Linked DNA regions of Mus musculus: region 2 is linked to region 1. The links are chromatin loops, found by intact Hi-C in ENCODE. Cell type or tissue: left cerebral cortex. All regions are shown on one strand.

What was found. Hi-C counts contacts between places; a loop is a spot of excess contacts. Peaks named below come from ENCODE experiments on the same cell type or tissue, not always from the same donor. Only the 100,000 strongest peaks of a DNase experiment are listed, where the experiment ranks them.
Region 2: a loop joins it to region 1, with 2.3 times the contacts of the local background. A loop is called at or near these places in 3 of 42 quality-filtered maps.

What each region holds. Positions count from the first base shown.
Region 1 is chr8:34,607,810-34,615,809 of GRCm38, forward strand. The region is part of intron 2 of B930018H19Rik (RIKEN cDNA B930018H19 gene); the gene reads right to left. It overlaps Gm34096 (a long non-coding RNA gene), which reads left to right. Exons shown (of 3, transcript XR_001778547.2): 2 at 1,079-1,190. Among named protein-coding and RNA genes, the nearest start is that of Gm34096, 5.1 kb to the left of the region's middle. In left cerebral cortex, no CTCF peak of the experiment used is centred here; DNase peaks (open chromatin) are centred at 4,720, 5,492 and 6,570.
Region 2 is chr8:34,678,389-34,686,388 of GRCm38, forward strand. No RefSeq gene overlaps it. Among named protein-coding and RNA genes, the nearest start is that of Gm46069, 7.6 kb to the right of the region's middle. In left cerebral cortex, CTCF peaks have their summits at 4,990 and 6,197; DNase peaks (open chromatin) are centred at 1,769, 4,056, 4,982, 5,563 and 2 more places; H3K4me3 peaks cover 451 bases; H3K27ac peaks cover 1,729 bases.

The DNA.
Region 1 (8,000 bases):
TAATGCCTGGGTTTTCTTAAGCTCTGCTTCTTTCAGACTTCTCTTGAGAATCCACACTGCTGCTTGTGCAGGCAGCTTTCCTTGACAGCTTTACCCCATAGTCCCTGCTTATCACTTGGAGTCTTTTATCTTCTGGCCATAACAGAGAGGATCCTTATTGGATTCCCAGAAAGCAGAAGCTGAGACAGTGAGTCTCAGGCAGTTTCTGCAAGCTTGGGGTGGAAGGAGGCTCAGGAGACTCACCAAGTTCAATGAGTTTGAGTTTGACTTTGCCCTCTCTGCCTTAATGTCGTTTCCCTTCTTTATAATGAGCTGCTTAGATCTCTACCACTTGAGCAAAGAACAGAGAACAAGCGAGGGGACAGAGTTCGTGAGCATGGGACAGTAGGCATCCTGTATTCTTGAAGTCTCACTTGGCCTGCCCCAAGAGAACTTCTGTGCATTGTGACATATTTTCAACTTCTGTGTTCTTCCCATCTCAGCCCAGCCCCACCCATCCACCACCATGGTAGGATGATGATACTCTATGTCCTGTACTTTGAGGGTCCCCCTTGTGATTGCTGTTCTCTGCTTTTTGATGGCAGGTGTTTGGGCCTGTGAGTCCAGTTCTCTACAATGATCCACCCTTAGTCAGGAGCTATTTTCTGTTTTTCAAAATGATAAAGGTGTGTGAATGGTACTCTATGCTATCAATGTTGGAATATTTGTTACTGTCTTTGAATAGACTTCCCTCACTATTTGTTAAACAACAACAACAACAACCAACCAACCAAACGAACAAATAACCATTCATTGCTTAAAGGCCACTTCTTCTGTGACCTTTAACAAAACCTAGATGCTCCATGACAAAGTTGCTACTTTCCTGCCCACATGGCTCTCTGAGTTTCCTTATGCTCTTGGCTTTATACTTCCTGTCCAGGTGCTTCTTTGATAGGTAACTATTGGTCGAGTAGCGCGTCCCTATGTGTTACTCTAGGATCCATCTTTTGTCTAGAGTTTTATGATTATTGGCCATTTCCAAGGAGATTGACAGTGTCATGATTTCATTAGATGCAAATCTCCTCCCTTTGTGTCATAGGAAGGCTGAGTCTTGGATACAGCCCATCTTTACATCTCTAGCTCCTTGCTTGGTGTCCAGGACTTAAAAGAAAATGCATTTGATGCAACCTGGAAAGCGCTCACAGGCCTAGGTAAGTAATGTCAAAAGTAGATAGCGTGAATTTAGGATTCTTTCCTTCTTCCATCAAAAACTTTCTTCCTCTTTGACCAGGGCAGGAAATTGCACCAGCAGGACTTCACTTCTATGTAGTATTTAAAGCTTTTGTTTGATATCTTATATCAGGGCTCCATCTAAAACTGTATCATCCCAGGAAACAGGGAGGGCACCACTTCTTGTTTTCTCCTCTTCCTTTTACCAAGTCATGATCAAAGGCATCACCCAATTATAATAGCAAATGTAACTATCTGTGAAATAATATATTTCAATGAAAATAGAGAAGAGACCATAGTGAGGATTAACATGGAAGGCACAATCATTTGATCATCTCCATTAAGATCTTATTTGTTGAGGTCCCTCTGTGTGGCCATCACTCAGTTAGGTGTTGAAGCTATTAATTACAAAGCCTGTAAGTGCTTGGTCTCTGCTCTCAAAGAGCCCATATATACATGAGTAAGTCAGGGCTTCTGTGCATGAAATAATCATAATATCTGATCGATACAAATTATCCTCTCTACTGGCCTGTCCCGTCTGGGAAAATTTTAGCACAAAGGGCCTAGGATGGCAAGTCTTTGGTATTTCTACCATTCATTGCAAATAGGACCCTGAGATAGTTATGTTCCTATGATTATGTAATAATTATTTACTTCTTAGCATTAGTATCAACCCCTGAAAGTCTCCACCTCTATCTGCTCGTTGACTCACAGACCACAAGCCTTCAGTTCATTGAGCTCACAAATGCTGCTCTGAGAATGAAGCCATGACTCTTTTAGCCCCAGATTCTTAGCCACAGCCTAGACTTTACTCTCTTCTATACTGTCCCTTGCCTTTTGTGGCCCCTGCGCTTTGCATGCTATATCTGAGAGCCAATGTGATCCCAGAGCAGTACTGAAAGCAGACACAGAAGGATCTGGGGAGCTCGCTCACTAGCCAGTTTTGTCAATCAATGAGTTCCATGCTCAATGAGAAATCATATCTCAAAAAATAAGAAGGTGATTCTTAAAAATATACCTAATATTGACTTCTAGCTTCTGTACATGCATTCATAGGCACATACATTTGTATGCACATGTGTAGACACACATGTACCATGCAAACACATATGTATACACACATGGAAGAGGGGGAAAGAGATGAATAGGGTGTTTGAGGGAAGCAATGATGATTTGGAAAAGAAGTGAATGAGAGGATTCACACAAGGTTTCCTAGAACAGGGACATGACCACTAACCAATGACAAAGCTACCTGGGAGACAATATTAAGCAAGGCTGTAGGAGGCAGGATGCATCAAATGATCAACAGATAGACTGTGATGTTTGTCCTGCATCCAGAATGCCAAACCACAGAACCAAGCAGTACATTCTGGCCAACTCTTACATCTGATGACCTATTTGAAAAATATTTGCTTCCTGCTCCTGAGACCTTAAGCTCCCAAGCTATAGAAGTCATGATTCCCCCAGTAGACAAAATAATGGCCCCATTGAACTAGAAGCTGAGTAGGCCAACTAGCTACATTAGGCTCTTTGTGGTTATGAAACAATAGCTTGATAAAGAGGTGGTTGTTACATATTGAAGGCAGAATAATAGATCCAGAATGCTGAGAATCCTGTGGGGCATCTCTTAAAATAGATACTTCCGTGGTGACAATGTCTGTGTGACTTTGTATAAACAAGACCATCAAAGGCTTAATATGTAGTATATAGCTCATCCACAGTATCAGTAGTTTTTCTTGTTGCAACAAAATGCCTGACAAAGCCAACTTAGGGAGAAAGGGTTTATTTTGGCACATGGATGTAAGGGATCCAGTCTGTCATCTTGTGGAAATCATGGTGGCAAGAGAGTTAAGTAGGTAGTTACATTATATCCATAGCCAGAACGGAGATAGAGATAAACGGTGCCCATACTTTGTCCTTTACCCTTTTTAGTCTGTCAAGTACCCCCCACCCCCACCCCAGTCCATGTGTTGGTACCACCCACATTTAGCTCTCTCTGGAAACACTTACAGAAATGCCCACAGGCATGTTGCCTAGGTGATACTACATCCAGTTGACAATGAAGATTCACTACTACACTTACTGGGTAAGAACTTTATCCAATGCAAAAGTAATAACTGAGAGCAAAGAAATTGGAAGTAAGAGGAGTGGGCCAGACTTAGCATCACTGTCACAAATGCCTGAGAGACATAACGTAAGGAAGAGAGATTTATTCTGCCTTGCCGGTTCAGAAGTTTGAGCTGCTGACCCTCCCACCTCCCAACTCCATGCTCAGGAGAGTGTGAGGGGACAGAGCAGCCTGGTGACTATAAATCTATACAACAGATTAATCTATTCATAAGCCAGTGACCTCATAATCTAGTCACAAAACCCCACCTCTGACCACTGCTGTGTTAGGGACCAGCCCAGCTTTCTGTGAGGTGCCATTTAAGGTGAATTATTCAGTATCCATCATTCAACTGCACTTGTATCAGAATTTAGTTATGAATTGAGTTATGTGGGAGCAAGACAGAGTGCAAGGCACCCATTTTTGTGATGTGGACCAGGGGAGATAGAGGCATGGTTCTACACCCTCAGTACAGTGATAATGTTCTGATTGGTTTCCTGATCTAAAAGCACTAGATCCACCAAAAGCAGTATGATTGTGTCACAGTCACTGTTTCACTATGGGGGTGGGGCCAGCCCCCTCAGCCACTCAGTGCTGCTATATGGCTTTGGAAATCCTTCCTAGGAACTCTGTCTAGTCTAAAGCATGCTCACCAACCTTCCTTACTACCCTCTTAGCTATACACACTCTTCATAGATTTGAGTGCTTAAACTTGCTAGAGTGGCTTCTACTGTGGACATCTTAGAATCCTGCCCTGAGTGCTGGCTCAGTATGGCCCCCACTCTTCTCATTCATGTGTCTCCATTCTTCCTTTCCCTGTTCTTTTCTTATCCCTTCTCACTTGGCATAAGGTTGGAGAATAAGCAAATGTCTTAGGTGGGTTTGCGTTGCTGTAAAGAGACACCATGACCAAGGAAACTCTTATAAAGGAGAACACTTAATTGGGGCTGGCTTAGAGTTTCAGAGGTTCAGTCCATTATCATCATGGCAGGAAGCACAGTAGTGTGCAGACAGATATGGTACTGGAGGAGGCAAGAGTTCTACATCTTGATCTGAACAAGAGGAGACTGTCTTCTGCAGGCAGCCAGGAGGAGGGTCTCTTCCATTCTGGGTAAAGCTTTAGCATAGGATCTCAAAGCCCACACCCACAGTGATGCACTTCCTCTAACAAGGCCACACCTCCTAAGAGGGCCAAGCATATTCAAACCACCACAGCAACCTTCTGGTCAATTCAGCAGTTTCACAGAGTGAACTTCTTCATGCATACCCTGGGCAACTGAAGGAGAATCCAGGCACAGGAGGAAAAGACTAGATTCTTTTACATTAGCTGCTGATGGCATAAACTACCTGCTGTGTAATTTGCTCAAAACCGCCTGCCATATCAGCAGTCTGCCTGAGATTGTCTTTGACAAAGAGGCTCCTACCTCAGAAGCATTTCAAACGATTCTAATTCTTAACAGCTACACAATAGGAAGTGGGAGGAAGAGGGGAGAAGGAGGAGGAAGATGAGCCATTAAGAATCACTCTGAAGAGCCAGAGGGAAGGCAAAGAGTTGAGTGGGTGGGGAGGTGGGGAGGATCTGGGAGGAATAAGGGGGAGAGGAAGCCACGATCAGAATATATTGTATAAAAAATATGTTATTTTCAATTTAAAAAGAAAAAAAAAAGACTCTGAAGCCAGGACAGTGGGGCTCATTGATTCATAGATAAATTACAAATACCAACATACCTTGGTCCAAAGCTATGGATTATCTCTGCAACAAGACCCTTGCTGTTCTGTATACTGGACACACAAATGTAAATCAGTCATATAACATTGTTAACTCGGGAGCTTCCAGCAAGTATTCTGCACAATGCTTAATGACAATGCTATTTTCTCTGATAAACAGATGAGAGGTGCAGATCAGCAATCAGATGCCCTGGGTTCTAGACTAATCTTCGTCTCCTCAGAGAGATGCTTCTCGTTAGAGACAGGCTGAGAATCACTGGGCGAGTTTGAGTCAGAGACAAATGAAAGAGGGGGTGGAAAGTTATTCTGCAAATGTTTGATGGTTCCCAAAGGTAAGGAAGGCATCCTGTGATCCTCATGACTCAGATCATTCCCCCAAAGACTTCACAGTCAGGAGTCCCAGAGGGCCTGACTCATCCTGATCTCTTCCTGAGCCCAAGTGGCTGGCCCGCATTGGATGACGGGAACTGTGGGGACTTTATGTAACTTCTAACTTTGGCTCTACCATCTGCTAGCTATACAACCACAAGCAGGTGTCCTCAACATCCTCACCATTGAGGTAAAGCAACGTTTCTGCCTTCTGTGCCTGTCATGCAGATGGAGTGAAAGAGTCTGTCTAAAGTGTCATAGTCGCGTAAGGTTCAATACCTGCATGCAGCAGCCACTCTAAAGAGCTGACAGCTTAACAGTGCCTCCAAATTTTTCCCCACCACCAGTGCTCTGCCCCATGGTTCTGTTCCATCCAACCTTCAAACAATCATCTCTAGGATGGACCAGCAAAAAAGGTCTCTAGTCTGTGACTTACAGTTTCAATGCAACTTCTATGTAATAAGATTTAGCGACACGGACTGCTTATTGTTTATTTAGGGAAGCGTTGGGGGTTGAATACAGGGCCTCACACACACTAGAAAGTTCACCATTGAGCCTCACCAGAGGCCCACTGGATCTTTAAAATGGCCCAGAGAATTGCTGTACTTGTCCATCCACTGAAGCTGTTTGTTGATGGTGCCCCCCACCCCACCCTGTGAGCCCCATACAGGCACTACTAGAAAGGACAGCTTCAGGCAAGGGAGATCGCCATGACTTCTCAGGTTATAGAGAGATGAGAACACATTGTACATGATAAGCCGTTGAAAACACAACTGTTTTTCCGGGCCAAGTACCTAGGAACAAAAGGGTATCTCAAGCCACAGCCAGGGGCATTGGCAGCCTTTGTAGTAGCCGGAAGGATCCTGCCAACCACATAAGAGCCACTTCAGCCCAGCAGATCACACTAAAGTCCTCAGTGTGCCAGGAGCATGGGGCATGGAGTGAAATGGAGCTGGCAGTGCTCATGTACGTGATAATAGCATTAAAGGCAAAGGACATGGTCTCAGGGCCGTAGCTTTCTCCCTGCCAATCGCATTTAAAGGGTCTGCAGAAAAGGGAACTCAGCTGGGATTACTTTGTGGGGCAAGAGGAAACGCTTTGTACTAAGGACAGTGTCGGGCATTTGCTTTACGGCTGGATGGACATGTCAAGCAGCTGGCAGTCCTTGGAGCACATCCTTGCCACCGCCAAGTAGGAACTGCCATTCTCCATGGCTCAACCATGAGTCCTCTCTAAGCCAGGAGCCAAGACTGTGTGCTGACAGACACTAGCTAGAGGGCTCGGGCACGTGTCATAGCAAGCTCCATGGCTAGCAAGGGAGCAAGGCAGCATCAAAGCCCTGTGACTTTTCTGGAAGTGTGGCTATAGCACCTATATGCAGTTAACATTCAGAAAGGAAAAGGAAAAAAAAAAGTCAGGAAAGGAGTAAGGAGAAAAGACGAAATCAAACAACATTCTTGGCATTTTTCAAACATCTGTGAAATCCTCATCATTATTTCTGATGTCAGTGTGACTGGGTTTAATAACTCAAAGAGGTGTGGATTCCTTTTAGAAGCCACATGCAAATGTGGCCGAGCTGACTAATCGACACACATAGCTATCTCCTTAGCTTTAGCGTTTAGCATTTTGACTGAAAACTCTCTTTACACACTTGCAGGCCATGTGTTATTGCTATTAGTGTTTCTCAAAACAAGCTGGAGTCAACCTCTTACTGCAATTCCCATTTGTAGCAAACCATCCCAATCCTAAATAGAGCAAGCCGGGGGGTGAGGGCACAGCCTTGACCAGGAGGAGCAGAGTATGACAGTATCGAAAGCTTTAATAAATATTAAATCCTCTTTTCCCCTTTTTTTTCAATATCCCAGCAACTGCAGCCCAAGATGCAGCAGGTAACAGAGCTGCAGCTCCCCAGTGCTGCTCTCACCTGGCCCTCTGCACTGAACAGGAAGCCACAGACTCCACAGGGCCTCCCCAGCCTGTGGATATGCTGTTGCTCACAGGGCAATCAGCTGCCGAACATGAGGAACTTGGGGACTCTGCTGTCTGGTCATCTCCTCACCTGTGAATGCCTTTCACCCCTGGGAGTGATCCTTGGCTTGCTGTTCTCCCAAAGAGCTCTAAACACCCCCCCCCCCGTCTCACTGGCCAGCGGTAGGTCTCTCCAGAACCCATCTTACTGTAGGTCCAAATATACCATCCTAGTACTGCTTGTAAGATCTGTATCCCTCCAGCTCGAATTGCTATAACTAGGCTGGTTCCCAGCAGACATACAATCGTGCCTTGGTATTGGTATAGAGGGTGGAAGTGGGGGAGGGAGATTGATTCCAGGACATCCCACAGATACCCAAATCCCAGATGTTTTAGTCCTTTGTATATAATGGCATGCATTTTCACAGAGCCTACACACTTCCTCCATATACTTTAAATCATCTCTAGATTACTCACAATACCTAATACAAAATAATCCTTTGTAAATAGTTATTATACTGGGGAGACAGAACCTGTAGAGACCATCTCCAGTAGATAGGTATGCCCCCCCCCCAGTTAAAGAATAGGTCCACCCACCCATGTCAAGAAGTTTAACCCA
Region 2 (8,000 bases), 71 kb after region 1:
GTCCGAACTCAAGTCAGTGTCTGGCAGCCTGGGCAAGACTCACCCAGGGAAGACAAGTGTGGCTAAAAATCGAAACGGTCCTGTTGGGTAGGACTCTGAAGAGGTCTGTCTGACCCCAGCTTAGATTTTCATTTATCTGTTTGTACCCGAGAAGGAACTGTGCAGAAGAGCGGTCAGGAAGGATGGAAAACAGAAAGCCACATCTTATACGAGTCCTGAGGTGTACCCACAGCCTGAGAATTTACCATCCCCCTGAAGACCTGAACAGTCAAGAGGATAGTCTTCACTCCCACTCTCGAGCAGAAACATAGGTATCTAGAGAAATTCATAATACAAACAAAGAGTAAAATGCACGTGGCAGGCGTCTTCACTCGTATGTCTTTATCAACAACAGTTGGAGTGATTGCAATTTATGAAAGAAATCCCGAGATGACATCGTCTAGTGTCTAAGAGAACCCATGTCTTTCACCAGGACCCACAAGGGGATGTGTATATGCAAGTATGTGACTAGAAGAGAGAAAGATAGCGCAGTTCAGCTGGGTCCATATCAAGTTTGAGGAGGAAAAGCCCATGTGGTAATGTGCCACCAGCACCCAGTATGGCAAATGCCAGTGAGCACTGGTACCATGCTTCCTACAGAGAGACCTGTTCTCACAGCGATCTTGTTGGCACCCTCCAGCTCTCCACTGAGCATGCGCTATGCAGGAAAGCCCATTCCTCACTCAAGTCTCAGATGTTCTCCACTGGAAGCCACCAACACGGCGTCTTCAGCATGGTTGGAAAATAAAACTAGCTATGCAAGCATCACGGTCAAGGGGAAACTCAGGTTCTTTCTGGAGTTTGTTCACTCTGGCATGAGGCTATGACGAAGTAATTGATTAGTTTCGATAGACGATCGGGAGTGGAGAATGCTTCTAGACTCATTCCAAGATGTTGAAATAGCGAAAGAAAGAAAGAAAGAAAGAAAGAAAGAAAGAAAGAAAGAAAGAAAGAAAGAAAGAAAGAAAGAAAGAAAGAAAGAAAGAAAGAAAGAAAGAAAGGGGAGGGGGGAGGGGGGAGGGGGAGGGGACGGGAGCGGAGGGGACGGGAGCGGAGGGGACGGGAGCGGAGGGGACGGGAGGGGAGGGGAGGGGAGGAGAGGAGAGGAGAGGAGAGGAGGGGGCAGATGGCAAAAGATAATAAAAAATAGATTCCTGAACTCAAAAAAATAATAATAAAATAAAATAAAGAATAAATAAATAAAACCACAGCAGCTTTTAGCTGTCGTTGGACCTCTGGAAGTTTCAGCGTAGTGTTTACAAAACTAAAATAGAAGTTATGACAGCTCATTATGTTTAAAGATGAATATTCATAAGCATGCAGGGGTGTTTATGAGAGATTGCATTTTCTGTTTTCTCCTGAAAAAGCCGTAGATCTATGTGATACTTAGAGAAACTGACTAATTTTTCTTAAACGCTTAATCTCTTGGGAGCGAGCTTCATTTATCTTTTATCCCCCCTCACAATAGCCCATGAAAGAGGCTTTGTCGGAAAAAAAAAGGGTGCTTGTGGTGGTCATGGAACATATGTCTCAGTAATCCAAGGACAGAAGTCAGTTGTCCTGTCTTAGAAAGGAGCCCTGACAACCTCCCTGCACCCGGGGCACACCATTTGTTCGGCGGCCATGTGGGCCAGCATCCTGGCCGGGCGCCGAAGCCCAGTGCAGCCGCGGCAGGCTCCCTGGCAGGGCTTCCTGAGTCAGCAGTCTCCTCTCCACAGAGCAGATGGGCCAGCCCTCAGGGAAAGGAAGCTCTTCTGAGAGTCTCCTGTCTTCATTCTTCCCAAATGGGCTTGGCTATAAAAAGCAAATTAAACAGCCATTGTTCCTTTCCTCCATGAAGCTGACATCCTAACATCCTGCCTAGTACAGGGCTCCCGGATGTTTGCTGCTGGCCGAGTGACGCTTGCCACTGCACCAACAGTAACATAAAAATCACTCTCGAATTCCACTCTGGAATGATATTTGTCTGAAACGCCACTGCTTTCTTTTTGGTTGTGACTACACAGCAGAAGAGAGCTTTCTCACTGGTCTTAGTGTCTTCTTCCTGCCTCCCGCGGGTTTGCACATGGACTTTGGGCCTTATAATCCTAGGAGAGTGTGGAGACTCGACCCTCAAACTTTCCCATTCTAGAGTACTCTGCGGGCGGGTGTACTGCCTGTGTAACAGAGTATTCGATAATACAAACTAACCACCCTGCCTTTAACCTCAGCAGAAAACAACAATAGCAACCCTAAACAAAACCCCTTTTTGTCTCTCTGTCTGTCTGTTTGTTTGTTTGTTTTGAGATAAGATCTCGCTACAAATCCCTGTCTGTTCCAGAACACACTGTGTAGCCCAGGCTGTCCTCAAACTCACACAGATCTGCCTGCCTCTGCCAGAATTAAAAGTGTGCCTTTCCAAAACAACAGAGCAGAACGAAAAATAAAGATGCTCTGAGTCTTTGGGTTGTTTGATTGGCTTTGGTTTTTGGTTTCTGAACATGGGGTTTCTGTTTCTCTGGGTAGCTCTGGCTGTACTGGAATTGCAGACAGGGCTGGCCTCAGAGAGATTCCCCTGCCTCTATCTCCCGAGTGGTTGAGGCTCGGGGAGAAAAATCAAAAGTAAATCACACAGACAACTTCATACCTCAAGAGAGAGGCAAAGGGAAGAAGGAGAGACATGATGGGAAAAGCAGGAGAGGTATGGAGAGAGAGGCTCACACTCACTAATGCAATTGCGTGTGTGCCTCTTACTGTACTCTCCAGGACGAGAGACGGCTCAGTGGTTCACATGCTCTGGCAGAGAACCTTCATCCAACTCCTGTATCAGGTGACCCCCAACCTCTTGTAATTCCAGTTCCAGAAAGATGGACCTCTGGCCTCTAGGCACTAGCACTCTCCTGTCCATACCCACATACATTCAAATAATTAAAAATAAAATAAATTGTTTTAATTTTATTTTAAAAGGGTAACCTAGAAGAGCATCTACGTCACTTCTCTGAGCAATATCCATATATAAGTCAGCACCGGCCAAGTCACAGAACAAGACAGCCCCACTTGGGACATGAACCTATAATCCCACAATTGCCTTTAACCACGTGGTAACTAACCAGAGACAATGGAAACAAGCAATAGATTACACATCCATCACCCCAGACCAAGGTCCATCACTTTAACAACCCTCTGATAGCTTCAATACAAGATGCTGAAGAAGGACAGCTCTTAAAAAGCATGTCCCAGGACGGCGATAAGGATGCCTTGCCCAGATATCAAAGTAAATGGTAGAAAAGAAATTTTAAATGCTGTTTTCTGAAAGCCACTTGTATTACTTGTCCCACCAAAATGAACTGGGTGGGGTGGGGATGGGGGTGGGTGGTTGAGGGGAGGCGGTCTGGATTTTTATCAACCTCAATTCTCAAATTAAGACTTTCAGAATGAAATTTTGGCACACAGTTTTCTGAACTTTTCTGAACTTGGTCAAGTGGATTTATTCTAAGAAGAGGGGAAAGAGTTTCTGGTAAATAAAGTGCCAAAACAGGAAGCATGCCTATGACTGTGGAGCGGACTGCTGGAGGGTAGGAAGGTTCCTTCAGGAAGCAGCTTACGATGGTGCTCCATCCAGAGCTCTGAAGCAGCCTGGGTTTCTCCACTAAGCAGTAAGGGGCCCCAGCATAAAAGCACTAGTCAAGACCTCCCTGTGGCTGGTGGCCTCTGCCCCGTTACTGTAGTGTTGCTCATCTTACATGGCGGGAGATGCAATAATGCTATTATATTCCTGCGGCTGCTGCAACAAATTATTGTGACCATTACAACTCCTGAGCTGGGGTTATAATCCCAAAGTGCTTGCCTTGCATGCATGAAGTCCTGAGTTTAATCTCTTATCACAATAAATAGATCAACCCAATCGATTATCTTGAAATCGGTTTCTCTGCTGTTTCTACCTTTTAGGCGCCGCCTTCCCAGGTTGTGTCATAGCTCCCTCTTGCATTTGCAAAGGTAACCATAGCAGATGGGGCCCTTCTCACACTGAGTAACTCTGACTCACCCACGGCCTCCTTCTTCCACATTTTCTTGCATATGTGTGGCAGCAGAGACTGAACCCAGGGCCTGAGTATGCCCAGACAGTCTCAGAATTCGCAATCCTATTGCGTTAGCCTTCAGAATAGCTGAGATCGCAGGCCTGTACCACCAGGTCCTTCTCTCTCACACTTTTAAGCATCATTATCTGGATGCAGAGCCCACCTGGTGTCGAGGTCAGATGGTTTGCAACGCTGATGCCACATGCAACCTTTTGCCTTGTAATAGAGGAACTCACAGTTCTTGAGGGACATGAGCATCTTTGGGGGAGGGTCTCATCAGCCTAGCAGAGAAGCAACCCAAGATAAAAAGACCTAAGATAGGGAACTGTGCTCTCGAACACACATGGAGATATCCAGAGAACACCAAGCCATCAATGGTTGGCACTGGGTCCAAAGTCTTGAAGAAACCAAGGTGAGGGTGTTCACAGTGTGTCAAGGGAAGATGCCTTGAAATCAAAGAAGGAAGGAACAACCCAGAATTTAACACCTTCATTTTTTGAGACAGGGCTTCAATAAGTACCTCAGGTTGGCTTTTAACTCAACATCCCCCTGCCTCAGTCTCCTGAGTGCTGGAATTGTAAGCATGTGCCACTATGCCCGTCTCTCCTCCATCGATCTCTAGAAACTGGAAAGAAACTTAGGAAATCACATGCGGCTTAACCCATTATGCCCTGCCCCCATTTCTGGTATAACAGAAAACCAGCTGGGCAATGCAGCACTAGAAGGCAGCAGGAGAACCATGAGTTTGAGGCCAGCCTCGGCTACATACACAGCAAGACGCTATGTCAAAAGAACAAAGCAAAGCTAAAAAAACAACAGAGAACAAGGGGAGGGTTTGCAAAGCAAGCCATCATCTGCCTCGGCATTTCATTTTAAGCATCCCCGGTTTTCACACTACTGATTCTCACCCCCAGGCTCTCCATCTCTGACTCACTGTTCAACAGAGCTCTTTACAGCCCTGCCAGCTCAGGAGGCAAAGTTCTTGTGTGTACCAGTAAACACACCATTTCTCCCCGACAGAGGAAAAAGAAAGTGTGTGTGTGTGTGTGTGTGTGTGTTATAAGCATATGTGTATATATATATATATATATATATATATATATATATATATATATATATATGTGTGTGTGTGTATGCTTAATATGTACATATATATATGCTTATATCTGTGTTTATATGTGTTATATATAAGCTTTATATATATATATATATATATATATATATATGTTATATATACATATACATGCATATATACACAATACATACAAACACACACACACATATATATGTATACACATTAAGTAGACGTGAAGTCTTGGGCCTGCTAGGTTGTAATAGTACACAAGAGGCATCCACAAAATAGTTTGAGGGGATAGCAGTATATCTGTGCACAGTGACTGAAATCTATGGAGTCTTAGGCACCCACTCTGTCTCCTCTCATTTCATCCTCCTGGCCACCTTTCAAGAAAGCTTGCGCCAGGCAGTGGTGGTGCACACCTTTAATCCCAGCAGTCAGTGAGAGACAGAGGCAGGTGGATCTCTGAGTGTGAAGCCAGCCTGGTCAACAGAAGGAGTTCCAGGATAGCCAGGGCTACACAGAGAAACCCTGTCTTAAAAAGACAACAAAAGCAAGAGGGGGGGGGTTGCATCCTGTTCTAATTCAGTTTTCTACTGATGTGAAAAAGACTATAACTATAAACAACTTGAGGAGGAAAGGATTTACCCAGAAACATCTGCCTGGGGGTGGTGCCCAGGGCTGGGCCCTCCCACATCAACCATCAATCAAGAAAATGCCCCACAGGCCAATCTGATAGATACATTTTTTTTCCAGCTGAGGTTCCCTCTTCCCAGATGACCCAAGCGTCTGTCAAGGTGACAAGAAACAAAGCAGCACATGGGCATGACCCTCTGTGAGGTAGCCAGGGCCCAGAGCCGGGATGGAACCTGTAAGTCCTGTTTCCTCATGTTATCTGGCCATCACCCACTGCTGAGACTTTGCCTTTAGACCCTCACTCTAGGATGTCATAGCCATGTCTGTAGACAGGGACAGCAAAGGGCTCCTGCATCGTGGGTTTCCCGAGTGCTTCCTCACTGCAAACCACACCGTTCCCTTTGCTCTGTGGCATTCCAGCCCAAACAGCTTCAAGTCTTCCTTTTCCTAAAATGCATTTTCCTAATGTCCTTCCCTCCTTCCCTAATACTTAAACACTCCTGTTCTCAGTCACAGCAGCCCAAACCACTGGTCACGCAGCCATCAGGAAAAGCCCCCAATTATTCATGCCCTGTCTTTCTTCTTGTTCGTTCAAGTACATTTTTAATTTTTTTTCATCCAAAGTGTTCTCATGGGAAGGTTCTTTTACCCCAGACACCCACCCACTCCCCTCCTACCCTTCCCCATCTGGTCAACTCCTCTCATCATCGAAAACTGCCATCTGTCAAAACGGCTGTGTTATAAGTAATACACAAATCACTGTGGGGCGCTGAGATACTTGACTAATACCAGGTAGCAGCTTCTCCTGAATAAAATGGAAAGAAATGGCCTAACGTTACACTTCAGGAATGTAAATTCAACGGAAATGGGAAAATGCTAATTGCCAGTGGAGAAGGTTTCTTCTTCCCCAAAGGAAGCTACATACTGTCTGTCAAAGAAAAAGAACAGGTCTCCTTGAGCCTCTCAGCCTTCCCAGTTCCCTAGGTGCCCAGGTGCGCAACACCTCCAGTGTGAGGGTTTGAAAGGTGAACCGCTGTCTTTACAGGTGTGCTGGAGAAAGCCCTGGGTTCAGGAGAGCAATTAGAAGGAATGGTGGAGCAGAGCCAAGGCCAGATGAAGAGAGAGCTGCTGGCTCCCCTGTAGAAGCACATGGGTAAGGGCGGAAAGCATCCTTAAGAGCAGGGGAGAGGAGAGACAGCGGGTGGTCTAATGATGCCTCGGCATGCAGAGCGGAGGATACAGTTTTTTCAAAGAAGCTCACTTTGGTTAAACTGAAGGTATTTTATACTTTTTGCTTGAAAAGACTGTGGCACTTGGTACTGTTCCCAAGGGTAAAACTCTCTTGGTCCCAACTTTAAAGGCTTGGGGGAGGAATCAGTGGGAAAATTGGGCAAAAAAAGAAAGACAGGGGTTAGGGGGAGCAAACAAATAGTACCTCAAAACAGAACTAGTAGGGGTATAAGACCTTTACGAGCTCTGAAGCACCCAACTACGTGGAAGATCTTCCCTATGCCAAGAAGGAAAGAACATCACTCATTAGCAGCTTAGCAACTGGGATGTTGGAGGTATGACTTAGAGCTCCAAAAAGGGCAATCCTGAAAGAATTACATGTCCATGTGACAGTTGTGGAAATGAAGACATCACAGCCAAGAAAGCAGGGTAGTAGAGCCAGGTCAAAACTCATCTCTACTCCAAAGCCTGTGTTCTACCAAACCCTGGTATTGCTGAAGCCATTTTTCCATGATTCATGGTTAGGAAACTCAGACGTTTCAGCATTCTAAATCCTCAGAGTAAACCGCTCAGAGGCCAGCCCAAATGGAGGGGACTCTTCACCAGTTGCATTGAAGGTTTCTGACGGGACTTGTAAACGATAACCACTGTTAGCAGTCCGGGCTACACATCCCAAAAGGATGACCCTTCTCGACACCGCCCAGACTGATCTGAAACCCCTGGGCTGCAAAGATCCTTCTTGCTCAGCCTGCCTAACATCCATGTCCACAGGCAGCCTGGGCCAGTGCACTGACCTCCTGGGATGATCTAATTCTTCAACTAAACGCCCTACTCCCTCCTGGGTCTTCTGTTCCCTAGGTCTCAGAAACCTGTACTTCTAAACCTTGCTCAGCTGATTCTTGATCTGCTACCAGAGCTGGTACCCACACAGACATGAGATAAAAACAGACTTCAGATTTCCT